2 separate regions of the Homo sapiens genome follow, and region 1 is linked to region 2. A link is a loop called in an ENCODE intact Hi-C map of the cell type or tissue named here. Cell type or tissue: heart right ventricle. All regions are shown on one strand. Links, peaks and the distances in the headings refer to the core of each region. The heading gives the core; the rest is flanking DNA. Region 1 overlaps EPN2 (epsin 2). Region 2 overlaps LOC105371574 (a long non-coding RNA gene).

Region 1 (14,968 bases), core at 2,414-10,413, 130 kb after region 2:
GAGGCAGGAGAATTGCTTGAACCCGGGAGGCAGAGGTTACAGTGAGCTGAGATCACGCCATCGCACTCCAGCCTGGGCAACAAGAACAAAACTCCGTCTAAATATATATTTAATTTGGTTCTAAATATATCTGATTTTCATTATAATTTTTTCTGTGACTCAAGAATTTAGAAGTGTTCTTAAAATTTTAGGTGTATGAAGGTTTTCTACTTATCCTTTTAACTGATTTTTTACATAAGTGTACTGTGATCAGAAATTGTGTTATATGTGATACCAATTTTTTGCAATTTGTTGAGACTAGCTTTTCTGTCTAGGACATCATCAATTTTTTCCAAGTATTCTGCATGTGACTGCAAAGAATGTGTATTCTCCAATTGCTGGGAACAACAAATTCATAAGCTTATGGATTGTGCCGCTCAAATTTTCTTATATCCTTATTACTTCTGAAATGTTCTCCCAAATTATTTCCCATTTCCGATGCTCTTCATTCTGTCCTGAAGATCTGAGTTTCCATCTGGTTTTCCCTCCTATCAGCCTGAAGAACTTCTCTTAACATTTCTGTGGTACAGATGTGCTGGCAACAAATTCTCTTAGTGTTTTATTAACAGATGTCATCCTTTCAACTTTACTCTTCAAGAACACTTTCACTGAATACAGAATTCTGGGGGTTGGCAGTTTTTGTTGCTGTTGTTGTTTCCAAATTTAAAATATCTTTTTTAAAAAAATTATCAATTCTTGGAAGAAAGATGATTTTGCTAGCAATGGCTTTCTAGTTGACTGTGTTTTTCTTGCAGCACACTGAAGACTCTATGCCACTCAGACATCTACTGTTGCTGTCAATAAGTTAGCTATCCATTTAGTTGCCATTTCTTTGTAATGAATGGCCTGTTCTCTGTAGGTTTATTTAAGGTATTTTCTTCCTCTGGTGTTCTGCAGTTTCCTGATGATATGTCCAGGTGGGGATTTCTTTGATTTATCTTGCTTAGGATTCACCAGGCTTCCTGGATCTGAGAAGGAGCATCTTTCCAAAATTCTGGAAAACCCTGTCAGCTTTCAAATATTAGCTCTTCTGAAACTCCAAACAGATATGTGTTAGGTGTCCTCACTCTGCTCCCGTGTTTACCCCCAGCCACACTGATTCCCAACTGCTTCCCAAATGCCTGGCATCTTCTGGGCCTCTCCGGCCCTCTTATTTTCTCTTCCTGCCTTCTCTGACTCCTCTGGAATCCCCCCCTTGACTTTTAGATCACTTATCATACAGCACCATAACTATTATTTAACTATGAGTCTCTCATGCACTGTAAACTCCCTGGAGTGAGGGCTACCTTCAGCCCTGGCACCAGACATTAGGGTGGCACCCAGCAAGCTTGTGACAGCCTGGCTGAGCTCTGAGGCCTAGAGAAAGGCAGCAGAAGGTGGCAGTGATGTGTCAATCTCAGAAGACCAGGGAATGCTCCCCTGAGCCTCCGAGACAACTAGTCTCTTCCCTCATTCCTACTCTGAATTCTACAAATGCTTCTCTTAAAAGCCCCAGCTCTGCTGCTCAAGGATGGACAGGTGAAGAGGAGACTCCTTGGCTTTCAAAAAGATGAACCAACTGCTAGGCATCCTACATGTAGCTTCATGCCTTCTCGTCTCTGAAATGCTGAATAGCTTTAGTAAGGGCCTATTAAGCCACACCAGCCACTACCTTTTTTTTTTTTTTTTTTTAGAGACAGGTTCTTGCTCTGTCACCTAGGCTGGAGCGCAGTGGTGCAATCACAGCTCACTGCAGTTTCAACCTCCTAGGCTCAAGGGATCCTCCCACTTCTGCCTCCCAAGTAGCTGGGACCACAGGCACACACCCCCATGCTGGCTGATTTTTTTATTTTTTGTAAAGATGGGGTCTCCCTATGTTGCCCAGGCTGGTCTCACAGGTTTCAGTTGTCCCACAAATTCTTACGTAAAAATATATTATTGGCCAGGCGCAAGGAGACACTGCACCTGGCCCACCAGCCACTATCTTGGTGGCCTTTTTCACTTTTGGCCGGGATCAGCTACTGGCTAGCTGTAGCAGCACTAGGAGGGAGAGGAGGAGAGTGCTGCCTTCACTCCTTCCCAAGCTTGCCCCGGCGATGGGGGCCTGGCCAGGCCAAAGCAGATGTCAATCTGCAAGCTTTGTTCCCAACATCCCATGGATACTTGTGCCTTTCGTTTCCTCATGGCCTGTCCACTCCTGTTTGGACTCAGGGCTTCTCCTGCTACTGCCCCAGAACCCACAACCTTCTAGAGGCTCCAGAAATAACTGTTTCCATCCAGAAGCTTCTTCTGACACTTCACTCCTCGTCTTCCAGTGTCTCATGCAGATCGTCCTCCCCCAGGACTGAAGCTGCCCTTGCCAGGTCCACCTCTGCTCGACATGGGGAAGGGGCTATCAGTAAACAAAAATCTGCCCCCTGCTGGAATCACACTGTAGAGACAAGCCCTCACTCTAACCCCCTGCAACAGGACACCTTGTGGGTCCTCAGCTCTCTGTCCCAGCTGGACGTAAGTGGCATGGTGGAAATGACAAATCAGGGAGAGAGCTGACTGCAAGCCGAAGAGCTGTGGTGTGACTTCAGGACTGCGGTGACACAACACAGAGGACACGGGAGACCTGGGGCCAAGTGCCAGGCTGATTCTGGCCCCCTGTGGAGCCTGGGGGAGTCAACATGCCTTCCTCACTGCCCATGCTCAGCAGCCCAGCTGTGCCTGGATAACAGACTGGAGCCTCGCTTTCCCTGCAGCCCTGACCATGCATCATCTCCCCTGCACAATATCTCACTCCCCAGCTACTATCCCTTCCCACTTGCCTCTGTCAGGGGACATGCCCCGGTTACTTCTATCCCCCACTCCTGCTTTCTCCTGCAAGGATGCCCTGGTTCTCCTTGGAAGAATTCTCCCCTCACCCACTTCCAGTCAGTCTCAAAAGGGACAGATCCTGCCCTGGCAACAGAAAAGGGTTCTCACTGGTTAAAGTCAATCTGCAAAGTGTCCCCAACTCCAGTCCCCCATCCCTAAATCCCAGAAATGGTACTGGAGCTACAGAGAAATCCACTCTCTCTATTCCCTGGGCTGTGTTAACTGGGACTATGAGGTGGGCACCAGAGGCAGCCACTGTGCGTGCCAGAGCAAAGGGTTGAGCTTCTGAGGTGAACAACACAGCAAAGGGGGTCTGAGTGTTGGTGGTCACCTCCTAGCCACTGGGTCAAGCTGAGGGCAGCATCACATCTCGAACAAACTGGCTCCCCTGACATACTGTATGTGGGGCACTTGCTGGGAAGGCCCAGCCCCCACTCTGCAGCCTCTATGCCAGCCCGCCATGCAGTTCCCACTCTAAACCCAGCTCAAAACCCTTCTCAGGGCACTCATGCCGCTTGTGTGCATGTGAGACTGCATCTGTCCCCCTTGCCAAAGCATGTGCTCCATGAGAACATCGGCTGGGTCTGCTTTGCTGCCCATCCCCGAGATCCAAGCCTGACACACAGAGGGTGTGCTCCATCACTAACTAGGGATTGAAGAGAGGTCACAAGGATCAAGGGACCCACAGGACCTCAGGCTGGCAGGGACTTTGCAGTTTATCTGCATCTCTGCACACTGGAGTTCAGTGACCACTTCTAACAGGTTCTGGATAAATGTCCAATTCAGGGGCTCAGAAACACAACCAGATTAGAGTGGCCCATAATCTCCATCCTGATTATCTAAGACATGGAGCTTTCAAGTGTCTTAGACTGAGTGGTATTCATGCACCCTGGGCCAGGGGGCACCAGACTAGTGGTTCTCAACCATGGTTCTTCTTGGGAAGCTCTTAGGGATTTTAGTAAAATACTGATGCTGTCCTCTGCATACACACAGATTCTGGGGTGGGCCTGAGCATTTGGATTTTTAGAAGCTACTGAGATGACTCAAATGGGCAGACAGGATGCATAAGAAACACTGAGCTCTGGGTGCACCCAGACCTCTCACCAAGCCCTCCTCAAAAATGAGGCCCCATGTGAGCACCCAGCTCAGACTTACAAGCCTGAGTGGGCAGATGCGTGGTGGAGACAAGCTCTGGTCTCCCACGGTCACCTTGTTCTATCCAAGCAACATTTGGTCAGCAGTCCCCAGGCCTGGCCCCAGGATGGCCCCTCCCTCTGAGATAGAGAAACAGACAGCCACTACAGCCAGCATGCGGGTCACAGGCAGCCATCAATGGCAAGAGGGCAAGAGGCAGGCCTGAGGACGGGGTGACCACATCCCCTGAGTAGGGATGTCTGAGCCATGATTTCAAAAATACATAAGAGTTTGCCAGGCAGACAATGAGACACAATATAAAGATTAGGCATTTAAGGGAATCCAGGATGCCTGAGCCCCTGCAGAGGCCCTCACCAGAGAGGAGTCTCTGAGCTCTGCTCCGAGCCCCAGGTCCCTCAGGCTTCGCCTTTCTGGCCTCAGCCGCTGCACACCCAGGCTCCCTGCAAAAGTATAATCTGTCGCTGGGCATGGTGTAATCCCAACGCTGCTCACGCCTGTAATCCCAACACTTGGGGAGGCCGAGGCGGGTGGATCAAGGTCAGGAGTTGGAGACCAGCCTGGTCACTATGGTGAAACCCTGTCTCTAATAAAAATACAAAAATTAGCTGGGTGTGGTGGCAGATGCCTGCAGTCCCAGCTACTTGGGAGGCTGAGGCAGGAGAACTGCTTGAACCTGGGAGGCGGAGGTTGCAGTGAGCCCAGATCATACCACTGCATTCCAGCCTGGGCAACAGAGGGAAACCTTCTCTCAAAAAAAAATAAAAATAAAAAATAAAAAAAAAAGGGGCCAGGCGAGGTGGCTCACGCCTGTAATCCTAGCACTTTGGCAGGCCAAGGCAGGTGGATCATGAGGTCAAGAGTTCAAGAACAGCCTGGCCAATATGGTGAAACCCCGTCTCTACTAAAAATACAAAAAAATTAGCTGGGCGTAGTGGCACTCGCCTGTAATCTCAGCTACTTGGGAGGCTGAGGCTGAGTCAGGAGAATTGCTTGAACCTGGAAGGCAGAGGTTGCAGTGAGCCGAGATTGCGCCACTGCACTCCAGCCTGGGTGACAAAACGAGACTCCATCTCAAAAAAAAAATTTAAAAAGTAGAATCTGTCCTTCCATCTAGACGTACTCTCAGACAGTGAGGTTCTAAACACAGTTTAAACTAATAGGTTTATATCTTTAAGAGTTAACACAAGGCATTTTAACATTTCTGGAAATTTTTTTTTTTTGAGACAGGGTCTCACTGTTGCCCAGGCTGGAGTGCAGTGGCATGGTCTTGGCTCACTGCAATCTCTGCCTCCCGGGTTCAAGCGATTCTCATGCCTCAGGTTCCCAAGTAGCTGGGATTACAGGCACACACCACCACACCTGGCTAATTTTTTGTATTTTTAGTAGAGACGGGGTTTCACCATGTTGGCCAGGCTGGTCTCGAACTCTTGGCCTCATGTGATCTGCCAAACTTGGCCTCCTAAAGTGCTGTGATTACAGACGTGAGACACCATGCCCAGCCAACATTTCCGGAAGAATTCTTTCTACCATGAACTCTGCAATATGTGCAGTATCTCCACTGCACGGGTTCTGAAGCACTCTCCATGAGCCAGCAGCACGCTGACCCACCATCCAGGACTCATGGGCCAGGCTTCCACGTGAGAACCCCACACTCCAGTGGAATGCCACCTGAAACTATTCCAGAGACTCTTCTGACACCTCCAGTTAGCTCTTATGGGCCCTGCTTCCCCTTTAGAATCTGCTATTAAAATAACAAACAACAGCACTGCTAAGAATTTTAAAACTCTGCAACTGTATCATGCACAATGTTGAAACTACAAGTTTTGGCTCAGAAAGAACCCCCTACTCTTTTTTTTTTTTTTTTTTGAGATGGAGTCTCGCTCTGTTGCCCACGCTGGAGTGCAGTGGCATGATCTCGGCTCACTGCAACCTCCGCCTCCCGGGTTCAAGCGATTCTCCCTGCCTCAGCCTCCCAAGTAGCTGGGATTACAAGTGCCCACCACTACGCCTGGCTAGTTTTTGTATTTTCAGTAGAGATGGGGTTTCACCATGTTGGCCAAGGATGGTCTCGATCTCTTGACCTCGTGATCCGCCCACCTCAGCCTCCCAAAATGCTGGGATTACAGGCGTCAGCCACCATGTCCAGCCAAGAACCCCCTACTCTTATAGCCCACACAGACAAAGTTGGTCACAGCCCAGACAGCTTTGAACATAGAGTGAAGTCTGTGCTTGAATCAAATCCTGACCACCTCCAAATCACCCAGGTAATCATGGACAAGCTGTTTGGCGTGGGTGGGCTCTGTCTAGTTTGCATTCTGCAAGTGACACTGGGGACCCATGTGTATAGGACACTGCAAACTGCTGGGCTGAATTCAGACTATACAAATGGGCAAAGCCCCCCAGACACATACAAAGTCCCGTGGCCAGTGTGACCTCCTTCTTTGCTGTGTGCGGGGGAGTCATGGAAGGTCACACACTGTGGCACCTTGCTTTCTTGAAATGTGACTTGGAGACAAAGTCACAAAGTCACAATCATTCCCTGAGGGCCAGCTGTACCCTCAGGGAACGCCTGCTGGCTCGGGGAGGCAATGGGCATGCTCCTCCTCTATGAATGGACAGTAGATCCGCTGCAAGGCTTCTCTCTGTGCTCTCCCTCTCCACGTCCTCGGCAGGGTCCAGGCCATGCCACATACCCAATCAATAAATGCTTGTTGAAAGCTCAAGTGAATGAGAGGAAACGAAGATGGAACCAAGGTTTGAAAGATCAAGCAGTTTCCGGCCTCTTCCTCTGTGGGGCCCATTCACAGGGAGCCTGTGTCCCGGTCGCCTCCCACCCGCCAGCCTGGCTCATCCCGAGCCTCACAGATGAATATTCATGTGCACAGGGAGGCAGTCACAACGCGGGGGGGTGGTGCGTCACAGAAGAACTGAGCCGTGCAGAGGTCACCAAGAAGCCAGTAGCACCACCTGCTGCTGCCAGGGCGGAAGACAGCCTCTGTCCCAGCCCAGGCAGTGGGCGGGAGTACAGAGAGAGGGCTCCAGCCAGCCAAGGTCTTCTGAATCAGCAGGCTATAAGCCCTCCTCAGACCAGGTGGCTGCTTTGTGTGTCTGGAACAGAGGAGGAAGCGCCCCACTGACCTGGCAGGCTCCAATCTCCCTCCTTTCAACCCTGAGCATTTCCTCCCAAGGCCACTTGGCCAAGTTGCTCCTAGTGCTGCTTGGAAAAAACTGGTAATGATGGGGCTCACTACAAATGGTGGCTTTCAAAACAGTGTTTCTTTCATCCAGAGGGCACAGCTAACACTGTTAGGGGAAGGGACTCCAATCTTTCTAATTTATGAATGAGTCTCAGGATGGAGGGGTGACCCTGAAAATTTGCACTATTGGATTTAACTAGATGCTAAACAATAAATCCAATACCACACTCTTGCTCTGAGGCTACGCTGATGGAATGTGGAAGCAGAGGGTGTGCTAACACGCTTCAGTGAATGCAGGAGCTAGCAGAGGGCCATTCTCCTGCAGAGCTGGTCAACACCACCACTGAGAAAAGAATCTCAGAATTAAAAGAAATCACTGTGATTTTAATGTATTTTTCTATTGAAAGCAGAGTGCCAGAACTGCAAAAACACCCCTATGAACATCACTAGGCTGCTTAGTAAATGATGGTACAGCGTGGTATTGTTTAGAATTTCTAATGATGCCTAGAAATGCTCATGACACTACAAATTGAAATATACACATACATACACACGTAATTATATATACAATATAGCTTCAACTGAGTAAAAACATAATGCCCAGAAAAAAGACAGGAAGCAGACAAGCTAACATTTTAACAGTGGCTATCTCTCCATATTGGAATTTGTGGTGACTTTTCCAGGACATGCCAGGGCCACAGAAGGGCCTTGCAGCAGTCCAGGATGGTGTGACAACTACAGGACATGGTGCCATAAGCACTGAGCCTGTCCCAAACCTATTAACAATGTCTATGGGCTTTGGTGGCCTATCTCCTCCCCAAGTCACTGGTAATAATGCCAAGTGCATCAGAACCAAGAAGGTCCTAGGCTGGGCAAGTGGCAAGAGATGGCCAACTGGCAGTCAACAAGCCACATGTGCCCATCCTCAGATAGCTTTTAATTAGCTCAAACCATATTCTTAATTTTTAAAATTCACAGCCAACATTTAAACACTAGATTTCAAAAATCCAGGTTTCTATCTTCTCTTTAAAAAACTGGATTCATAATAGCCAAAATGTGAAAACAGCCCAAATATCCATCAATTGCTGAATGGTTAAACGAAGTGTTGTATATCCATGCAATGGAATATTATTCATCCACAGAAAGTCATGAAGGACTGACACACGCTATAACATTGATGAACCTTGAAAACATGATGCTAAACAAAATAAGCCAGGCACAAAAGTCCACACAGTGCATGACTCCGTTTCTATGAAATGTCCAGAGAGGCAAATCCCTGGAGATAGAAAGCACATACTGGTTGCCAGGGCCTGGGTATGCGGTTTCTTTCTGGGGTGATGGAAATGTTCTGGAATTAGATATCTGATGGTGGCTGCACAACATTGTGAATGTGCTGAAAACCAGTGAAGTGTCCGCTTTAAAATGGTTGAAATGGGCCAGGAGCGGTGCCTCATGCCTGTAATCCCAACACTTTGGGAGGCCGAGGCAAGCGGATCACTTAAGGTCAGGAGTTTGAGACCAGCCCAGCCAACATGGTGAAACCCCGTCTCTACTAAAAATAAAAAACTAGTTGGTGTGGTGGCACAAGCCTGTAATCCCAGCTACTCAGGAGGATGAAGCAGGAGAATTGCTTGAACCTGGGAGGCGAAGGTTGCAATGAGCTAAGATGGTGCCACTGCACTCCAGCCTGGGCAATAGTGAGACTGTCTCAAAAAAAAGAAAAAAAAAAGTTGAAATGGTGAATTTTATCTCAAGTTCTTAAAATTTGGGAGGGCAGATTCACATGGGCAGCATTCCTAGGTGAAGCAGCAGCCCATCAAGCCCACCAAGTTGCCCCCATTCATCAGGGGAGACTCCTCCGCTCACACCCCCTGGACTCCTGTACCGAGTCTCACCCCAGGGTGCTCTCAACATGGTATTGCTATTACGCTATGTTCCTAGAGGGTCAGGTCAGGTCCTTGGCTCGGCCCAGAACACTGGGTCCAGGGCACAGCCCTGTTCACCAGCCAAAGGAGGGGCTGGGCATAACTTGGTCATTTAAAGATATTTTGAGATTTTTGTCTCTCCTGACTGGGAAAAACTTACCCCTGGTAAACAAGCCAAACAATATAAAAAGGTAAAGTGTTAAAACTAAGTCTCCTTCCCACCACTCTGATCCCCAATTCCCTCCCCAGAATTTAACTCTATTAAACCCACCTGGCTCCTGGTGTGACCACTTTCTTTACAGGGCACTAAGACAACTATCCGACAGTTTAATGAACAGTCTTTCCTGAAAACATCCTAACCATAACTTATGGTGGCCATCACTTTACAGACTAATCATTCTTCAGATTTAAAAATAAAGCCAAAGCCACTGTCTAAAAGGGTCTGCCAGCCCTGGGGCACCACAGTCCCCATGTGTGGTGAGTAAAACCATACCACAGGCTCCCTGGGGGTACCACACACAAGTGACAAACCTTGTGAACCAACCTCTTGAGCAGCCCTGGAACTGGCCTTCAGTCAATGAAAGCTGTGGGCAATTTTGCCTGGGGCTTTTCCCAAGGCCCAGAGGGCTCCTGCCAAAGGGGGTATAAGGCCCTGCCTGGGTTACAGAGGCCACCATCAAGCTATTGGAACTCACCAGATGCTAAAGGGCATCGGGGGCTGACAGTGTCTTCTGGACCAAGTCCAAGCACTTGGTAAGGCTGAGTGCAGGCCCTGAGTGATCTGGGCCCTTCTCCCCTGCTTCCCAGTTCACACCAGCTGGTTGCATCTGCACCCACTCCACCACTCCGTACCCCTCTGCTTCTCACACGCTGAGTCTTCTGCAGGGAACTCCCTGCCTCTTGGTGCCTGGACACCTTCTTTTCCCTGGGGACTCAACGGAAGTGGCCTTCCTCCAAAATGCTTACCTCACACTCCTGGACTCCTGTACTGAGTCTCATCTCATCCCAGGATGCTCTCAAATAACCTCCATCGAGTCCTGGACTACACAGTACTGCTATTACGCTGTGTTCCTGCCCTGCCCGCTCCTGAGCAGGGCCTTGACAACAGACAACAGGGACAATAATCACCTGTTGTCTCAGGGGTCATGCACAGCAGAACACAGCCTGTCACTTGGTACATTTTAGCAAACATCTAGGGAACCGAGTTAAACACAAGAGACGGTTCTGAGAGAAACAGAGACTCCAGGAGATACAGGCAAGATGCCACAAGATATACAAAGTTCCCAAACAGCCCACAGGTCAGCCACGCCCAGTAGGGTTTAGCACACCAGGAGGGGCCTCCCAGGGCACCAGGCCAGGAAGCCTTCATAAAGCCTGCTGGGCCATGCTCCTGCCCAGTGATTAAGAAACTCGTGGGCCCAAGATCATCACCCAAATCAAACCAGTTGTGTCATGCTCACATTTTGAACTTCCCACCACAATTCCTCTTACATCTCACATTAAGCAAAACTTTAAAATATTCATTTAGCCTATTAAACGGATTTTCTATTGCTTTAAGTAACAAGCAGAATTATAGCAAATGTATCCCCTTTTCATCAGCAGTGGTGGTAAGCACATCATAATTTCCATCTAATTACAGCAGCTTGATTTGGATGTTCCATGCTGTGTATTTTGGTTCCTTCAGCTGGGACGCTGGGTGTAACGCTGAGGCTGCAAGAGTTGAAACATGTCCCAGAGAAGGCACAAGCCATTTCTGATGCAAATGGGAGGTTGAGGGGAGGTTGACTTTCCTTCTCCCAAAGCAGAAAACCACTCAAAACAAAGAGGGAACACCATGCCACCATCCTCAAGGAGGAGGGCAAGGGCCAGTTGGATATCACTGCTGAGGGCTGGAGGAGCCTGGACACCCACCACAATCGACCAGACCCAAGTGGGTGAGAGACAGCAAGAAGCACTGCCCTGCCCCTCACCCATCCAGCAGGCAAGCACGGGAGACCAGTAATGGGGTCTTTACCAAACGATGGCCAGGGGTCTGAAGTACTCGCAGGAGCCGCTGGCCCGCCCCAGGGGTTGGTCTGGTTAGTGGAGGCTGACGGGCCCCAGGGCTCTGCTTTCTGGGCCGCGGGGCCCGAGCTGGGGAGAGCATCCATTAAATCCAACAGCGTAGTCTGCTGTGGGAGAGAGCCATGCTTTTAAGACAAAGAGAAGGGGACAGGTTTTACTATGCTACAGTTACAGCAAATACTCATGAACTAGCCATAAATATCACCCACCTGTGCCTCTTCCTCCAGTGAAGCCCTCTAGGAGGGGCTGAGAAGAACTTGGAAACTGAGCCGTCCCATCTCCCTCCCCGTCCAGCCAGCTCTCCAGTCACAACAAGCTATTTACTGTTTGCTAAACCCCCTCACCAGACTTCAGAGACCTCAGGGCTCAACAGACTTTTCCAGGCTAACACTGGCTTCTGCCCAGGCTGTGGACCTCCTCCAGAACGCCATCCCTCCCACCTGCCAGCCACCATCCAGGGCCAGCCTGAGGGCCCTCCTCCTCGGGCACCTGCATGCTCCCCACTCTCAAGACCACCCCATGTGTCATCAGGGATCATCAACATCAACCAGTCAGGAGCCAGGGGCTCCACCGGCCTCAGTAGCACTGTAACAGAGGAGGCCAATGGAGCCCCGGGGCCTGTGGTGTAGAAGGGGTCTGGGTCTTGACTGGATGATGATGAGCTTGTCAAGAGCCCAGCCATGTCCTGGTCATCTCTACATCACAGCAGGAAGCCTGGCACAGGGCTGAAGAGGCAACCAGCACTTCTGGGGGCACACCCTGCTGCAGGAAAGCGTTCCGCAGCCCCTGGCATGTAGCTCACTTGACAGCTGCCGTAGCCACAGCGGCAGGAGGCAGGCACTATCATCACCTCCATTTTACAAACGAGCAGACTGAGGCACTGGGACATTAAGTGTCTCCTGGTTAGTTCAGGTGTGTTTTCAGTCGCTTGCTCACCTGGCTCTCGCTCACTACAGGCATGAAGGTTATTTGCTGAGGTTGGAGAACTCACTGTGCATCACGCCATCCAGGCAAGTTGGTGGGGGGATATTGAGGCAACAACTACAGGACAGGGTGAAACATCTACCCTCCCAGCAAGCTCTTACCTCTTTCTTTTTTGGAATTTTAACTGTGTCCCTTCGGCTTTCTTCCAGGGCCATCTGTAATCTGAGGTCATCACCCCGCCTGAGGCGTTCTTCCTGTAGAGGGACAATGCAAACTGGTAATTGTAATAACATCACTGTACAGAACAAAGCCACACTGGCCAGAAACAGGAAATGCACATTGTATGATGCAGTATTTCAAAGGAAGATTTCAAAACTACTTGTAAAACACAATTACTTTCAAATCCCAAATGTGTGTGTACCCAGAAGGCCCCTCCCTCATGGCGACTCCTGTGACTTGGACCCCTGTGGGGTCACACCAGGGAGACTATGGCTCAGGTACCACCAAACTGGGGAAAGGGAATGCTTAATCTAAAATATTTTTTTCTCAAAATGAAACTGGCTTTATAAATTCTACTTATAGAAGCAATGTGTGTCCTTATAAAACACAAATCTGACAACCCAAAAAGGAATTAGAAAGAAGATAAAAATCACGTATCATTCCACCTCCACTGTGTATGCTTCCGGAAAATGGCTGCATATTTCTATGATTCCTAACAGAAATGATTCACTATCTTTATTTAAGGCAAAGTCACCATATGCAAAAGACAGGGTTGTCCTAAGCTTTTATATAATATAATAATTAAATATAAATAATATATTCCTTGTATTTTTTCTTTTCTTGTTTTTAAGAGATAGGGTCTCATGGTATTACCCAGGCTGCTACACAGTAGCTATTCACAGGGACAATGCCACTACTGATCAGCACGGGAGTTTGAACTTGCTCCCTTATATTTTATTATAAATATTAACTAAAATGGGCTCAAACCGTCCGTCTGTCCCTATGTTTCTCAGTGGATGCTACCACGCACCTTCTTCCTGGGCTGCTGGCCATGAAGCCACATGCATCCACCTGGGCAGTTACTGGTGGCCTGTTTCCCACTGCAGGGACAGAGAGGCCACAACTGAGATTGCCCACTGTCACTGAGCTTTAGAATGTTGCCAGTTATAGACACACAAACAATGCCGGGATGAACTTGTCAGTACTCAAATCTAACTATCCCCAGTATTCCTCTCTGAACACCAACTTCTAATAGAGGAGAGGAATCCCTGTGCTGCCCCTGGTCCCATCTACCTTTTTTAACCAAAGGTCATTGGAGACAGCCCTGATAACTGCAACCAAAGGCTTGACAATTTGTAAGGCCACTCTAATTGCTCCTTTCCCTTCTCGCTGTTGTAAAGTAATGCATGCTTACTAAAGAAAAATGGGGGCCAGGCACGGTGGCCCAAGACTGTACTCTCAGCACTTTGGGAGGCCGAGGTGGGCAGATCACTTGAGGTCAGAAGTTTGAGACCAGCCCGACCAACATGGTGAAACCCTGTCTCTACTAAAAATACAAAAATTAGCCGGGCATGGTGGCACGCGCCTGAAATCCCAGCTACTCGGGACGCTGAGGCACGAGAATCACTTGAACCCAGGACGCGGAGGTCTCAGGGAGCCAAGATTGCACCACTGCACTCCAGCCTGGGTGACAGAGTGAGACTCTGATTCAAAAAAAAAAAAAAAAAAAAAAAAGAAAGAAGGAGAAAGAGAGAAAGAAAAGAAAAGAGAAAAGAAAAGAAAAATGGGAACTGAAAAAAACTAAAACTATACATACTTCCATCATCAAAACACAAGCACTCTCATTTCGGGAGCATTTTTTCCCAGCCTTTGTTTTTTGCAAATCTCTTGCTACAGGTCAAAGTGCTTGGCGGGGGCTGGGCTGGCTCCTGCCCCTCAGGCCTGCATCCCTGCGCCCACCCTGCATGCCACCCTTCAAAGAGCCTGTGCAGGCTCAGCTCACTCAGGGAAAGCCCAGACACGTGTCTGCACAAGTGTTTCTGGGAAGCATTTTTAACTGGTTTCTTTCCTTGGCAATGACTTCCTAGAAAATCTTTCCTAAATGTAACTTTGCATGGGATCCCTCCCTGACTGGGAGGGACACTGGGTGACAAGAATACACACTTACGGCAGCATGAAATGCCATCTCAGCAAGCATATCTGAAATGTTTTGAAGACAGGGCTGTGTCTGCCATCTTCTTCCCAGTGAGCCACACTCCACCCTGAGCATGGGCAGTCAATGCAGTGCAGACCTGCCTGGGGCACTGACCTGCTCAGCCACTTCTCTGCTCATGGCAAGTGCCAGCTGCAGCTGAAGCTCCTCTTCTCCACTAGTCTGGGGCCGGGCTTGCTCCAGCTCGGAGGACACTCGCGGGGAGGTGGCTGTTGGGGAAGACCAAGTCATCATATGCAAAAGACAAGGCTGATACAGCTCCTGCACAGCAGTTTCCTGGGCAGACCACATTCCATTCCCATCTCAAACCCGCAAGGTCCAGCAGTAGCCCAACAATGCAGGCAGAGGAAAGGAAAGGCTTACAAATATTTGAATGTTAAAATCAAGTGACAGTCAAACGTAGCTTTCCCAACTACAGAAGTCCCCTGGTACCAACCAAGAGAAGATGCCTTTGGGTATGCAAGCCCCAGCCATCAGGCCTCACAAGGATCAGAACCTCAGTCTTCACGGCAGATCTGCAGTGCTCCAAAAAAGGAACTAACTCAAAGACCCAAAGTATAGCTCTTGAACAGATGAACCAAAGAGCATCCTTCAAACAGGTGGAGGGCATC
Region 2 (14,968 bases), core at 4,313-12,312:
AATTTCCCCACTTACTCCTGCAGATAACATCACTATTGTAGAATCTAAGATTGGCCTTTTGAGATATCTTTTCAGGATTTTTGCATGTCTGACACCAATGGCTCCACCTGGACCCACCAGGATCTGCCAACTGCTCCTGTGGCCCCACCCAGAAATGATTCAGTGCAAGAGGAAGCTTCAATCCCCTGATTTCATCTCTGAACCAACCAATCAGCACTTCCCATACCCTAGCCCCCTGCCCACCAAACTACTTTTGAAAAACCCCTACCCTATGAGCCTTCAAGGAGATTGATCTTCTGTTTGTTTGTTTGTTTTTGTTTTTTGAGACAGAGTCTCTCTCTGTCAGCCAGGCTGGAGTGCAGTGGCACCATCTCAGCTCACTGCAACCTCCACCTCCTGGGTTCAAGCAATTCTCATCCTTCAGCCTCCCGAGTAGCTGGGATTACAGGCACCCACCACCACACCCAGGTAATTTTTGTATTTTTAAAACAGAGGCGGGGTTTCACCATGTTGGACAGGCTGTTCTCGAACTCCTGACCTGCACTCAAGTGATCTGCCTGCCTTGGCCTCCCAAAGTGCTGGGATTACAGGTGTGAGCCACCATGTCCAGCCCAAGGAGATTGATTTGAGTAATAATTTTTGTCTCCCACATGGCGTGAGCAGCCTTACATCTGTTCAACTCTTTCTTTACTGCAATGCATTGGTCTCCTTTGTGCAGTGGCCAGGAAGAACCCATCAGGCAGCTACAGCATCACTGTGAGGAGAGAGGGAAGGTTCTCACTCCAGCAAAAATGGGAGTACTTGGGGGCCTCATCACACATGTTTATAAATGGTACCCTAAATGAGTGACTGAGGCAAGGCTCAATGATTTGAGGTTTAGTAAGCTAGAGCTTGAGGGCACATCTGAGGAAAAACTCAAGCCAGAGACGCACCTGTGGCTGTTTTTTTGTGGAGAAGTTTTCAGGAGCTTCTGTACATATAAATTTCCTTAAAGTGGGGGAATGCATGTAGGAAAAGGGGCAGGTAGGTGGCAAGGCAAATGTTACATTCTTGTGAGACTTTAGTTAGTGTCCAGTAAACCTACATTTTACATCAGATAAGGTGAATGTTTGAAGGAAGAGGGGAGTAAAGGAGGTCTCAATTATGCTGATGTCTCTTGGTAGGGGAAGGAATGGTTGATCTCATGCCGACTTTGTTCTGCCCCTCGGAAGATAAGCTTGTAATGGACATTGTCAGCGTGGAATGCAACAACAGACTTTAGTTTTAGGAGCTGGACTTGGATTGCACATCTCAAGTCCTTATTTATGGGAAGAAAGACATCTTGAAAGGTGTGTGAAAGGAAAATAAATATTGAGACTCCCAAACTCACTCAGCCAGAGGGAAAAGTCAAGCTGGGAACCAGCGCATGCAAACCTGCCTCCCATTTTGGGTCACAAATAAGATGGCTGCAAAGATGAAAAGCTACATACCTCCCTCACATTTTAGGGTAAAGATCCTTATGGGCCTCAAGATCTTTACTCTAAAATGTTTCTCTTGCAGTTCACCATGGCAATGTAAATTGATAGCTTATCTTCACAGGTGCTGGGACATACGACAGAGCTCAGATTCATGCTTCTGCCCATGTGAGACAAATGCATATCTTACTGTTTCCTCTGCCCTATGGTCTATGGCATCTCATGTAAAAATTCAGATTCACTGAGCCAGGCAAAGGCATGAATGACTGTTTTTCCCTACCCCGCTCTCACATGAAAGTTGTGTATTTCTCAATATTCCGCCCATTCCCCTTTAAATATTGAAGCCACCAAAATTATCTTCAGAGAAAGGCATAGACCTGTCTCTGGGAGTGCATCCTTAACTTTGGCAAATAGGCCTCCCAAAATGATTGAGACTTGCCTGGGTTATTTTCCTTGATTGACAGTAAGTCAAGTCAATTGACATAAGAGTTTACTTATGAGTGCTTTGTGGGGGTTGTCATCTGGAGATGCCTGAGGCCCTTCCATGGGGGTCTAGCTAATGCCTAATGCTTTGACACAAGGTTGTGAAGTAACAGCAATTCATTTGGAAGAGGGTGTTGCCAGTGACTCAGCCTCCAGGCTTAACTTTCCCTTTGGCAGAAGGAGTTGAGTGGTCCTGAGATTTTTTATTTCCTTGCATAAAGACCTACTAAAAGCAAAAGTGTTTGCAGCACCGCCATTCACTTGGCAATTCAGGCAAAGTGGCTGTGGAGAGGTGTCTGGGGATGAGACTTATCGTGGTGCCCACACTCCCAGGGAGCTCTTCTTTAGCGTTTCCACTCTGACCCTGGCTGATCACCTCTCACGGAGAAAAGTGCAGGGGTTGCCAGGCATTTGAAGAGCACAGTTCTAAAGTTCCTGGTTGCTTCTTTGGCAGAGCACCTGGGTACCACAGCTGTTTGCTGACAGCGAAGTTCCCTTCATTTTGAAAATCTGAGGATGCTGTCTCAGGGTTAGTAGGGGCCGTGCTGACAGGCAGGAGATCGGAACTCAATTTGTGTATTTCTGCATTAAATGGGGATGTGCACTTCACCTGGATCCCTGTATGACTTGTCTGACGTCACCTGAGTAAAATCCCCGTAGTTAGAAGGATGGAGAGGCCCTGCATTCCCGTTCATCCTGAAAGTGAAAATCAAGTGCACTTTCCCCCTTTTGTTCCAGGGGAAGTTCTGTCAACCCTGGCCTGCTTTGGGACACCAGTGGACCTCCCCAGAGCTGGTGGTGAAAATTCCTGGAGGTCAGGATGCTCTTGCTGGTCATTGGAGAAAACCACAGGAGTAGCAGACTCCTCTGTCTCCTCACCAGGCCAGACCACGCTCAGTCTCTGGGGTCTTTCCCCAAGATCCTTCCAAGCACATTCCCTTGGCTGAGGTTTTGCTGGAGACTGGGGCTCCCTGGGCAGCCACGAGGCCCACAGCAGCTGGGGCTATCCATGGGAAAGGCCCAGCTCCTGTCCACAGCCACAGTCCCTGAACCCAGCGACCCCATGACACTGCAGGACCCTTTCTCCCACTAGGGCCCTACATCCACCCTTCCTTGGGGGCAGGAGGCTGGAGATATCTAAGGTCCAGGGGATCCTGGGTGAGGATGGGAAAGTTAATCACCTTATCTAGTGTGTTAGTCCATATTGCTTCACTATAAAGAAATACCTGAGGCTGGGGGAATTTATATAGAAGAGGGTTATTTGGCTCACAGTTCTGCAGGATGTACAAGAAGCATGGCACTAGCACCTGCTTCTGGTGAGGCCTCAGGGAGCTTCCAATCATGGCCAAAGGCAAAGGGGAGCCACTGTGTCACATGTGAGAGAGAGAGCAAGAGATGACAGGCTGTCTTAAACCACCAGCTCTCATGTGAACTAATAGAGTGAGAACTCACTCATCAGTTCAGGAAGGGCACCAAGCCACTCATGAGAGATCTACCCCCATGACGCAAAAACCTCCCACCAGATCCTACCTTAAGCACTGGAGATCACACTGCAACACGTGATTTGGAGGGGACAGACATCCAAACCATATTCACCAGTCAAGAGTACCTGACGAGCCCTTAGAGCCCATTTTTATTCCCAAGTAAGTGATTGGCTGGATGACTTCCCTTACCTACTTTGTCCAGAGGCTGTTCACCTGGGAGACCTGCTGGTATATGGGCCACGGAGATTTGCACCCCCTTCCCCGGATTCTCAAGTGCCACTAGAAGTCTCCAGAACTGTGAATTTATTCTAGCACGCCCTGCACTTCACAAGAAAAAGAGATCTCTCCCTGGGCTCCTGCCGGCTCCTCCAGGATACAGCACTGGAGAAGGCAACTTGGTGTTTCCTATCTCCGCCACTCTGGATTTGGGAATCCAAACCCAACTCCCTTTCTATCACTGACAGCGATTGAGGCCAATGCCTACTCCTTTGGGATGATGCTCGCCTGTCTCAGGACCGACTGACCCATGTTCAACTGCTTTTCACATGGAATCCTTCTCCACTTTGGCCTTCAAAACGCTCATTTGAATATTTACTACTACCACCAAGATCTGCCCCTGCCATGGTGCCACCTGGGCCCACCCCTAGGCTTGCAGGCACACCACAGTGGCCCCTTCTGCCAGTCCCAGCCAGTGTGTGTGTGCATGACCCTGCGTGTGCATGTCTGCATGTTAAGAGGGTAGATACAATGTCAAGCATTCTTAAAAAGATTTTTGAAAGATATTTTTTAAAAGTCAAAGAACTGTAGAATGTTTTTAAAGTATGTATTTGTGCATTTTTTGATGTGTTAAATGGGACGATATCAGAATCATATAAACAAAATTGCGCCAGGCGCGGTGACTCGCCTGTAATCCCAGCACTTTGGGAGGGCGAGGCGGGCGGATCACAATGTCAGGAGATCGAGACAGTCCCGGCTGACACGGTGAAACCCCGTCTCTACTAAAAATACAGAAAAATTAGCCGGGCATGTTGGTGGGCGCCTGTAGTCCCAGCTACTCGGGAGGCTGAGGCAGGAGAATGGCATGAACCCAGGAGGCGGAGCTTGCAGTGAGCAGAGATCGTGCCATTGCACTCCAGCCTGGATGACAGAGCAAGACTCCGTCTCTAAATAAATAAATAAATAAATAAATAAATAAATAAATAAATATAAAAAATAAATAAAAATGCTAACATTCCACATCTCTGGAAAGGTCTATAGAATTCTGGGAGGTAAACTTTGTCTTCCAAACATCTGTCCATTAATTGTTTGTTTACTTATTTTTTTGAGACAGATTCTCTGTCACCCAGGCTAGAGTGCAGTGGTGTGTTAATGGCTCATGGCAGCCTTGGTCTCCAGGGCATAAGTGATCCTCCTGCCTCAGCCTCCTGAGTAGCTGGAACTATAGGTGTACATCACCATTCCTGGCTATTTATTATTATTATTATTAGTAGTAGTAGTAGTAGTAGTAGAAACAGGGTCTCATTATCTTGCCCAGGCTGGGCGTGATACTCCTGAGCTCAAGCAATCCTTCCATCTCAGCCTCCCAAAGTGCTGGGATTACAGGCATGAGCTACTGCACCCGGTCTGTTCATTCATTGTTTTGTTGTTGTTGTTATTGTTCTGTTTTTATTTGTTTGTTTTTCTCACTATTGAAGATAGAAATTTTTTAAATTAATTGTTATTAGAAAAATAGGCATTTGCATTATCTGTGTTAAAGAAAGTTCCCCCAGATAGTGTTCCATGGAGCCAGTGCCTAGAAGACCACATCTTCTATCTTGTCCCCTTTACGTTTAATACAGTGATGAAACAATCCACTAACAACGGGCAAGTCCTCAATTTTCAGAGGTATTTATAACCGCACACAAGCACGGGATTGATTTTTCTGATGCCAATTTGCCTGTTATTCCCCTCTCAGTTGGATCTGTTTTCTTTTTTTCTTTTTTTTTTTTTTTTGGAGACGGAGTTTTGCTCTGTCACCCAGGCTAGAGTGCAATGGTGTGATCTTGGCTCACTGCAACCTCTACCTCCCGGGTTCCAGCAATCCTCCTGCCTCAGCCTCCTGAGTAGCTGGGATTACAGGCATGCACCAACAAAACCCGACTAATTTTTGTATTATTAGTAGAGACAGGGTTTCACCATGTTGGCCAGGCTGGTCTCAAACTCCTGACCTTAGGTGATCCGCCCGCTTTGGCCTCCCAAAGTGCTGGGATTACAGGTGTGAGCCACCTCACCCAGCCAAATCTGTTTTCTTTTTCTTTTTTCTTTTTTTTTTGGAGATGGGGTCTCACTCTGTCGCCCAGGCTGGAGTGCAGTGGCGCGTGCAGTGGCGCAATCTCGGCTCACTGCAACCTCTGCCTCCCAGGTTCAAGCGATTCTCCTGCCTCAGCCTCCCACGCCTGCCACCATGCCCGGCTAATTTTTGTATTTTTAGTAGAGACGGGGTTTCACTATATTGGCCAGACTAATCTCGAACCTCTGTCCTTGTGATCTGCCCACTTCGGCCCCCCAAAGTGCTGGGGTTACAGGCGTGAGCCACCGTGCCTGGCCTCTGTTTTCTTCTGTAGTTTCACTACCATCCTTTGTGGTGAGTGGGGTGAGTGTTAGCCAAGGGTGGAACCTAGTTTTGTTTTGTTTCTCTCGCATCTGAACAAGATTTGGTCTCGATTTCAGAATGACCACGTTGCAGAGCAGGCCCCCCAAATGTAAAACTAGGGGGAAGAGAAATCACAAGTCCACTAAGGCTGGGCAGTGGTCTTAGGTTCAGAATATGGTGTCTTAAATATTCCTGCAGACCTTGGTCCTTTACTGTTGCATCTGAGTGAGGCTCCTACGATTGTTGCTACTGATAAAATAAAACGTACATTTGATGTATATAGTCAGATTGCCCTACAGAATGACTTTACAGATTTGCTGTCCAGTCAGCATGGTGTGAGAGTGCCTGAGACTCCATCCCCTTCTCAAGGCCTGTGGTGTCACTGGGAATAGAAGTTATGGCTCTGAAATTTAAACCCAACAGAAGCTTCCTAAGGCTGCTGTAACAAAATCCCACAAACTGTGTGGCTTCAAACAAACAGAAGCTTATTCTCTCACAATTCTGGAGGCCTGCAGTCCAAGATCAAGGTGTCGGTGGGGGTATTTTTTCTAGAGGCTGTGAGGGAGGGTCTGTTCTGTGCCTCTCTCCTAGTTTCTGGTGGGTGCCAGCAATATTTGGCGTTCCTTGTCATGCAGACACATCTCTCCAATCTCTGCCTCCATCTTCACAAGGCATCTCCCTCTGTGTCTCGTCTCAAATCTCCTTCTCCTTTCTTTCACAAGGATGCCAGTTAGGGGACTTATGGCCCACCTTAAGTCCAGTATGACATCATTTGAGATCCTTAGCTTAGTTACATCTGCAAAGACGTTTCATTTCCAAACGAAGTCACATTCTGAGGATCTGGTAGACAGTACCTGGAGGAACACTACTCAATCCACTACAGATCTATCTCTTGCTTACAGATTTTCTGGCTCTCTGATTGCTGCTTTGCTATTAAGGACTTTGACATTGGGTATATCCAATAGCCTTCCTGATCTTTAGTTTTCTCACTAGTTCAAGGAGGTATAATCTTTGTCTGGTCTGTTGTTCTTTCCTAAAAGCCCTGTAAATGCAAAGTGACCCACAAACACAGAAGGAGATAAGAAACCAAAGAACAAGGCAGACAAATCCAGTTTGTCAGTAAAGGGTGATTTATTAGGGAACTTACACACAGAAGTGTAGTCTTCTATGGCCACGAGACAGGCAGATCTGTGTACTGCAACCCCTGAGACCCATGGCTTATGTATCGGGAGGGAAGTCTACATGCTCCGGAAGGAATGTGTAGATAGCTGAAAGAATGCTGAGGGTGTCATGGCCTATGATGTGTGCAACAACATCAAGGGTTGATTAGGAGGGAAGGCAAAACTTACAGTAAACAGAGATTTCTACATAAAGAATAATACATCAACTAGACATCTTGGAGGCATTCCCAGACTCGAGGTTAGTCAGGAGTCACATGGTGGATTAGCATCTGAAATAGAGTTACCCTTGTCCCCACAGCTGCTGTGGTTTTACAACAGCAGATCAGAAAAAAGGTCCCCTTCAAACCTCGTATTGAAATTTAGATCCCCAATGCGGCAATTTTGGGAGATAGGCCCTGGTGGGAGGGGTTTCAGTCATGGGGGTGGATCCCTCATGAATGAATTAATGTCCTCCCATTAGTTCACAAGAGAGCTGGTTGTTAAAAGGAGCCTGGGCCAGTGTGATGGTTCGCATCTCTAATCCCAACACTTTAGGATGCCAAGACAGGAGGATTGCTTGATGCCAAGACAGGAGGATTGCTTGAGGCCAAGTATTCAAGACCAGCCTGGGCAACACAGACATTGCAACATCCCTGTCTTTACCAAAAAGGAAAAAATTAGCCAGCCATGGTGGCATGCACCTATGGGCCTAGTTACTCAAGAGGCTGACGTGGGAAGATAGCTTGAGCCCAGGAGTTCAAGGTTACAGTGTCCAGCCTGGGTGACAGAATAAGACCACGTCTCAAAAAACAAAGAAACAAACAAACCAGCCTGGGACCTCCTCCCTGCTTTGCTTCCTCTTCAGCATGTGTGATCTCTTTGCACATGCCGATTCCCCTTTCACATTCCACCTTGAGCTGAAGCAGCCTGAGACCCTCACCAGAGGCCCAATCTTGAACTTTCCAGCCACCAGAATTGCAAGCTAAATAAACCTCTTTTCTTCATAAACTACCCAGTCTCCAGTATTCTGTTAGAGTAACACTAAACCTCTGCCTCACTTGTTCAACCTTTCATTAAATATATTTGTGTTGAACACCTTTTTGACACCCAGTTCTGTACATCTTTTGACCTGATATGATCTTTTGGAGTAAAGAATAGAGGAATTGGGGTGACATCAGCAAGATGGCAGAATAGGAAGCCCCCACCCTTGTTTCCTTCACAGTGACACCAAATTAACAACAATATATAGACCAAAATACCTTTATGAGAACTCTAGAAACCAGTGAGGAAGTTGCAGTACCCCAAGGCAAGATCAAGCCAAGAACAGTGCATTGAAATCAGTAAGAAGAGCCATTTCACTTTATCTGCAATTGTCCCTGTCCCAAGCTAGCACAGCTCGGCTTTTCTCATGGCTTCTCCCTTAGGTTAGAGGGAGGGGAGAGAAGAGTGCCCAGCGTTCCAGCTTCTCAGAAGGCTGCCCAGAAAACTAGTTTCTGTCTTACTTGACTCAGGGCACTAATGGAACCAGAATAGTTTGGATGCCTGGAGGATGCTGAAAGCAAGGGAGAATGGGGTGGCTTACTGTGCCACCAGAAGGCCTGAAGTGCGGCACACAGAGGATGGCATGACTCAGGGTAACTGGGAGGTGCTCAACTCATAGGTCTTCCCTTGGCAGGGAGGTAGAAGAGTGGGCTGTTTGGCTGGCTGTCCAGCTTTTCAGAGAGCTGCTCCAAGGACTGGTGAATGTCTCATCTGATCTAGGGGAGCTGACAGGGAACCAGCATACTTTGGATGGGGCCTCTGAAAACAAAGGAGAGGAGAGTGGCTTGCTGCTGTGGCACCAGGGAACCTGCAGTTCTAGAGACAGACACCAGAGGGAGCCAAAGATTATGATCTTCTGAAAAAGAAACTGGCAAACCTCTCTAACTGGAAAATTACAGGCAAAGCTCAGAGGAATTGCGTCCTCCTAAAAAGATTTCAGAGGCCCCCAGAATCTCTAGGTGTGGCTGATTGGTGAACAGAATTCCCCCGTACAAACCCAATCCATAAAGACTGAGAGAGAAGGCTATTTTTTTTCAAATGCGTACAACTCAACAAAAAAAATATCACAAGCCACACAATAAAGCAGGGAAATATAACCAAATCAAAGGAACAAAATAAATCTCTAGAAACTGCCTCCGAAGAGATGGAGATCTATAAACTATCGGATTAATAATTCAAAATAATTGTCTTAAAGAAACACAGTGGCTTCTTTTCCGACAAAACACCAAATGGCGGATGACGCCGGTGCAGCGGGGGGGCCCGGAGGCCCTGGTGGCCCTGAGATGGGGAACCGCGGTGGCTTCCGCGGAGGTTTCGGCAGTGGCATCCGGGGCCAGGGTCGCGGCCGTGGACGGGGCCGGGGCCAAGGCCGCGGAGCTCGCGGAGGCAAGGCCGAGGATAAGGAGTGGATGCCCGTCACCAAGTTGGGCCGCTTGGTCAAGGACATGAAGATCAAGTCCCTGGAGGAGATCTATCTCTTCTCCCTGCCCAATTAAGGAATCAGAGATCATTGATTTCTTCCTGGGGGCCTCTCTCAAGGATGAGGTTTTGAAGATTATGCCAGTGCAGAAGCAGACCCGTGCCGGCCAGCGCACCAGGTTCAAGGCATTTGTTGCTATCGGGGACTACAACGGCCACGTCGGTCTGGGTGTTAAGTGCTCCAAGGAGGTGGCCACCGCCATCCGTGGGGCCATCATCCTGGCCAAGCTCTCCATCGTCCCCGTGCGCAGAGGCTACTGGGGGAACAAGATCGGCAAGCCCCACACTGTCCCTTGCAAGGTGACAGGCTGCTGCGGCTCTGTGCTGGTACGCCTCATCCCTGCACCCAGGGGCACTGGCATCGTCTCCGCACCTGTGCCTAAGAAGCTGCTCATGATGGCTGGTATCGATGACTGCTACACCTCAGCCCGGGGCTGCACTGCCACCCTGGGCAACTTCACCAAGGCCACCTTTGATGCCATTTCTAAGACCTACAGCTACCTAACCCCCGACCTCTGGAAGGAGACTGTATTTACCAAGTCTCCCTATCAGGAATTCACTGACCACCTCGTCAAGACCCACACCAGAGTCTCCGTGCAGCGGACTCAGGCTCCAGCTGTGGCTACAACATAGGGTTTTTATACAAGAAAAATAAAGTGAATTAAGCGTGAAAACAAAACAAAAAAAAGAAACACAGTGACCTTCAAGAGGACACAGATAATTAAATGAAATTTTTAAAAATGCAACAACAAGATGAGAAAATCAACAAAGAGATAGAATGATAAAAAAAAGAAAGAAGCGGAAATTTTTGAGCTGAAGAATATAGCAACTGAATTGAAAAATTCACTAAAAGAGTTCAAAAGCAGACCTGATCAAACAAAACAGTGGACTAAACAACAGGTCATTTGAATCTTTGAGTCAGGGAGCAAAAAGAAGAAAAAATGAAGAAAAGTGAGGATAGCCTAAGAGATTAATGGGACATCATCAAGCAGATCAACATACACATTAAAGGCATTCCAGAAAGAGAAGAAAGAGAACTTATTTAAAGAAATAATGGCTGAAAACGTCCCAAATCTGACAAAGGAAGTGGACATCCAAATTCAACAATCTCAAAACAAATATTAGTAAATTAGTAAGATTATTAGTAAGATGAACTCAAAGAGGCCCATACAGAGAGACATGTTATAATCAAACTATTGTCTTTAAAAGAGCAAGGGCAGTGACTCATGATGTACAAGGGAGCTCCCATTATAGTATAAGTAGATTTCTCCACAGAAATTGTATAGGCAAGAAAGGGGTGGGATGATATGTTCAACATGTTCAGAGAAGAAAAGCTATCAACCAAGAATACTATGACTGGCAAGACTGTCCTTCAAAACTGAAGGAGAAATACGCATCTAACAGCAGAGCACCCAAATGTATGAAGCAACATTGACAGAATTAATTGAGAGACAGAAAGTGGCATGGTGGTTGCAAGGGACTGGGCGGAGGAATGAATGGGGAGTTACTGTTTAATGGGTACAGAGTTTCAGTTTTGTAAGACGAAAAAAATTCTGGAGATGAATGATTGTGATGGTGGCACAATAATGTGAATGTACTTAATGCCATTGAACTGTATGCTTAAAAATGGTTAAAATGGTAAATTCTGTTACATTTGTTTTACCATAAGTTAAAAAAAAATTTTAAATTAATAGACATGGTAAAAGCAAGAAAATATCACACATAATCAGGACAAAAATCCATCAATATAATAAGATTCATAAGTGACATAAATGATGCAATTAACAGACGTGATATAGAAAATAGATATCATAAATATGGTTCACGTGCTCAAGAATGTAGAAGATGAGGAGATAAATAGAAAATATTTTTAAAGAAACATTAGATGGAATTAACAGCAGAGTAGGTATTTGTATTAGTTCATTCTCACATTGCTATAAAGAACTACCTAAGACTGGGTAATTTATAAAGAAAAGAAGTTTAGGCCAAGTGCAGTGGTTCACGCCTGTGATCCTAACACTTTGGGAGGCTGAGGTGAGTGGATCACCTGAGGTCAGGAGTTCGAGACCAGTCTGGCCAACATGGTGAAACTCCATCTCTACCAAAAATACAAAAATTAGCCAGGCATGGTGGCAGATGCCTGTAATCCCAGCTACTCGGGAGGCTGAGGCAGGAGAATCACTTGAACCCAGAGGCGGAGGTTGCAGTGAGCTGAGATCGCTCCAGTCCACTCCAGCCTGGGCGACAAGAGCAAAACTCCATCTCAAAAAAAAAAAAGAAAAGAAAAGTGGTTTAATTGACTCACAGTTCCACAGACTGTATAGGAAGCATGTCTGGGGAGGCCTCAGGAAACTTACAATCATGGCAGAAGGTGAAGGGAAAGCAGGCACTCCTACATGGTGGGAGCAGAAGGAAGAGCACGAAGCAGGAGGTGCCACACACTTTGAAACAACCAGATCTCATGAGAACTCACTATCACGCGAACAGCAAGGGGGAGTCTGCCCCCATGACCCAATCACTTCCCCCCAGGCCCCTCCTCCAACATTGGGGATTACAATTCAACATGAGATTTGGGCAAGGACAAAAATGTAAACCATATTATTCTGTCCCTGGCCCCTCCCAAATCTCATGTCCTTCTCATATTTCAAAATACAATCATGCCTTCCCAACAGTCCCCCAAAGTCTTAACTCATTCCAGCATTAACTCAAAAGTCCACAATCCAAAGTCTTATCTGAGATAAGGCAAGTTCTTCTGCCTATGAACCTGTAAAATCAAAACAAGTTAGTTACTTCCAAGATACAGTGGGGGTACAGGCATTGGCTAAATACTCTCTCCCATTCCAAATGGGAGAAATTGGCCAAAACAAAAGGGCTACAGGCCCCATGAAAGTCTGAAACCCAACAGGGCAGTCATTAAATCTTAAAGCTCCAAAATAATCTCCTTTGACTCCATGTCTCATATTCAGGGAACACCAATGCAAAAGGTGGGCTCCCAGGGCCTTGGGCAGCTCTACCTCTGTGGCTCTGCAGGGTACAGCCCCCTCAGCTGCTTTCATGGGCTGGAGTTGAGTACCTGTGGCACTCCAGGTGCATAGTGGAAGCTGATGGTAAATCTACCATTCTGGGGAGTGGTCCTCTTCTCACAGCTCCACTAAGCAGTGCCCCAGTGGGGACTCTGTGTGGCAGCTCCAACCCCATATTTCCCCTCCATATTGCCCTAGTAGAGGTCCTCCATCAGGGCTCCTTCCCTGCAGCAGACTTCTTCCTGGACATCCAGGCATTTCCATATATCTTCTCTGAAATCTAGGCAGAGGCTCCCAAGCCTCCACTCTTCCTCTCTGTGTACCCGCCAGCTTAACACCACATGGAAGCTGCTAAGGCTTATGGCTTGCATCCTCTGGAGCAGTGGCCTGAGATGTATCTGGGTCCCTTTTAGCCATGGCTGGAGCTGGCATAGCTGGGATGCAGGGAACAGTGTCCCTAAGTTGTGTAGGGCAGTTGAGCCCCGGGCCTGGCCCAGGAAATTCTTCCCTTCTAGGCCTCCATGCCTGTGATGGGTGAGACTGTCATGAAAGTCTCCGAAATCCCTTCTGGGCATTTACCCCATTGTCTTGGCTATTATTATGGTTCCTCTTATGCAAATTTCTGTAGCTGGGTTGAATTCCTCCCTGAAAATGGGTTTTTCTTTTCTACCACATGGCTGGGCTGAAAACTTTCCAATCTTTTACACTCTGCTTCCCTCTTAAAGATAAGTTCCAGTTTCAGCTCATTTATTTGCTCACAAATATAAGCATAGGCTGCTAGAAGTAGCCAGGCCAAGTCTTGAATGTTTTGCAGCTTAGAAATTTCTTCTGCCAGATACCCTATATCAACACTCTCAAGTTCAAAGTTCCACAGATCTCTAGGGGAGGGGCACAATGCCTCCAACCTCTTTGCTAACACATAACAAAAGTGACATTTGCTTCAGTTCCCAATAAGTTCCTCATCTCCATCTGAGACCATCTCAGCCTGGACTTCATTAACCATATCACTATCGGCATTTTGGTCACAACAATTTAACAAGTCTCTAGGAAGTTCCAAACTTTCCTTTATCTTCCTGTCTTCTTCTGAGATCTCCAAACTGTTCCAACTTCTACCCGTTACCCATTTCCAAAGTCACTTCCACATTTTCAGGTATCTTTTTTTTTTTTTTTTTTAATTGATCATTCTTGGGTGTTTCTCACAGAGGGGGATTTGGCAGGGTCATAGGACAATAGTGGAAGGAGGGTCAGCAGATAAACAAGTGAACAAAGGTCTCTGGTTTTCCTATGCAGAGGACCCTGCGGCCTTCCGCAGTGTTTGTGTCCCTGGGTACTTGAGATTAGGGAGTGGTGATGACTCTTAACGAGCATGCTGCCTTCAAGCATCTGTTTAACAAAGCACATCTTGCATCACCCTTAATCCATTTAACCCTGAGTGGACACAGCACATGTTTCAGAGAGCACAGGGTTGCGGGTAGGGTCACCGATCAACAGGATCACAAGGCAGAAGAATTTTTCTTAGTACAGAACAAAATGAAAAGTCTCCTGTGTCTACCTCTTTCTACACAGACATGGCAACCATCCGATTTCTCAATCCTTTCCCCGCCTTTCCCCCCTTTCTATTCCACAAAACCGCCATTGTCATCATGGCCCGTTCTCAATGAGCTGTTGGGCACACCTCCCAGACGGGGTGGTGGCCGGGCAGAGGGGCTCCTCACTTCCCAGTAGGGGCGGCCGGGCAGAGGCGCCCCTCACCTCCCAGACCGGGCGGCTGGCCGGGCGGGGGGCTGACACCCCCACCTCCCTCCCGGACGGGGCGGCTGGCCGGGCGGGGGGCTGACCCCCCCCACCTCCCTCCCGGACGGGGCGGCTGGCCTGGCGGGGGCTGACCCCCACCTCCCTCCCGGATGGGGTGGCTGCCGGGCAGAGACGCTCCTCACTTCCCAGACGGGGTGGCTGCCAGGCGGAGGGGCTCCTCACTTCTCATATGGGGCGGTTGCCAGGCGGAGGGTCTCCTCACTTCTCAGACGGGGTGGCTGGGCAGAGATGCTCCTCACCTCCCAGACGGGGTCGCGGCCGGGTAGAGGCGCTCCTCACATCCCAGACGGGGCGGCGGGTCAGAGGCCCTCCCCACATCTCAGACGATGGGCGGCCAGGCAGAGACGCTCCTCACTTCCTAGATGGGATGGCGGCTGGGAAGAGGCGCTCCTCACTT

What was found. Hi-C counts contacts between places; a loop is a spot of excess contacts. Peaks named below come from ENCODE experiments on the same cell type or tissue, not always from the same donor. Only the 100,000 strongest peaks of a DNase experiment are listed, where the experiment ranks them.
Region 1: it touches region 2 in a loop (5-fold over the local background); 7 of 110 quality-filtered maps call a loop at or near these places.

What each region holds. Positions count from the first base shown.
Region 1 is chr17:19,309,483-19,324,450 of GRCh38, reverse strand. EPN2 (epsin 2) reads right to left here. Exons shown (of 11, transcript NM_014964.5): 5 at 14,454-14,566; 6 at 12,307-12,399; 7 at 11,172-11,346. Among named protein-coding and RNA genes, the nearest start is that of EPN2-AS1, 11 kb to the right of the region's middle. RefSeq lists enhancers at 6,746-7,285, 13,697-14,612, 14,613-14,968. In heart right ventricle, for the core only: CTCF peaks have their summits at 2,443 (motif pointing left) and 7,010 (motif pointing left); a DNase peak (open chromatin) is centred at 6,960; H3K27ac peaks cover 2,936 bases.
Region 2 is chr17:19,441,368-19,456,335 of GRCh38, reverse strand. LOC105371574 (a long non-coding RNA gene) reads left to right here. Exons shown (of 3, transcript NR_188341.1): 2 at 2,676-2,751. It also overlaps the pseudogene RPS2P46. Among named protein-coding and RNA genes, the nearest start is that of LINC02094, 31 kb to the right of the region's middle. RefSeq lists enhancers at 2,437-2,936, 2,937-3,438, 14,636-14,968. In heart right ventricle, for the core only: CTCF peaks have their summits at 8,865 and 9,075 (motif pointing right); a DNase peak (open chromatin) is centred at 9,075.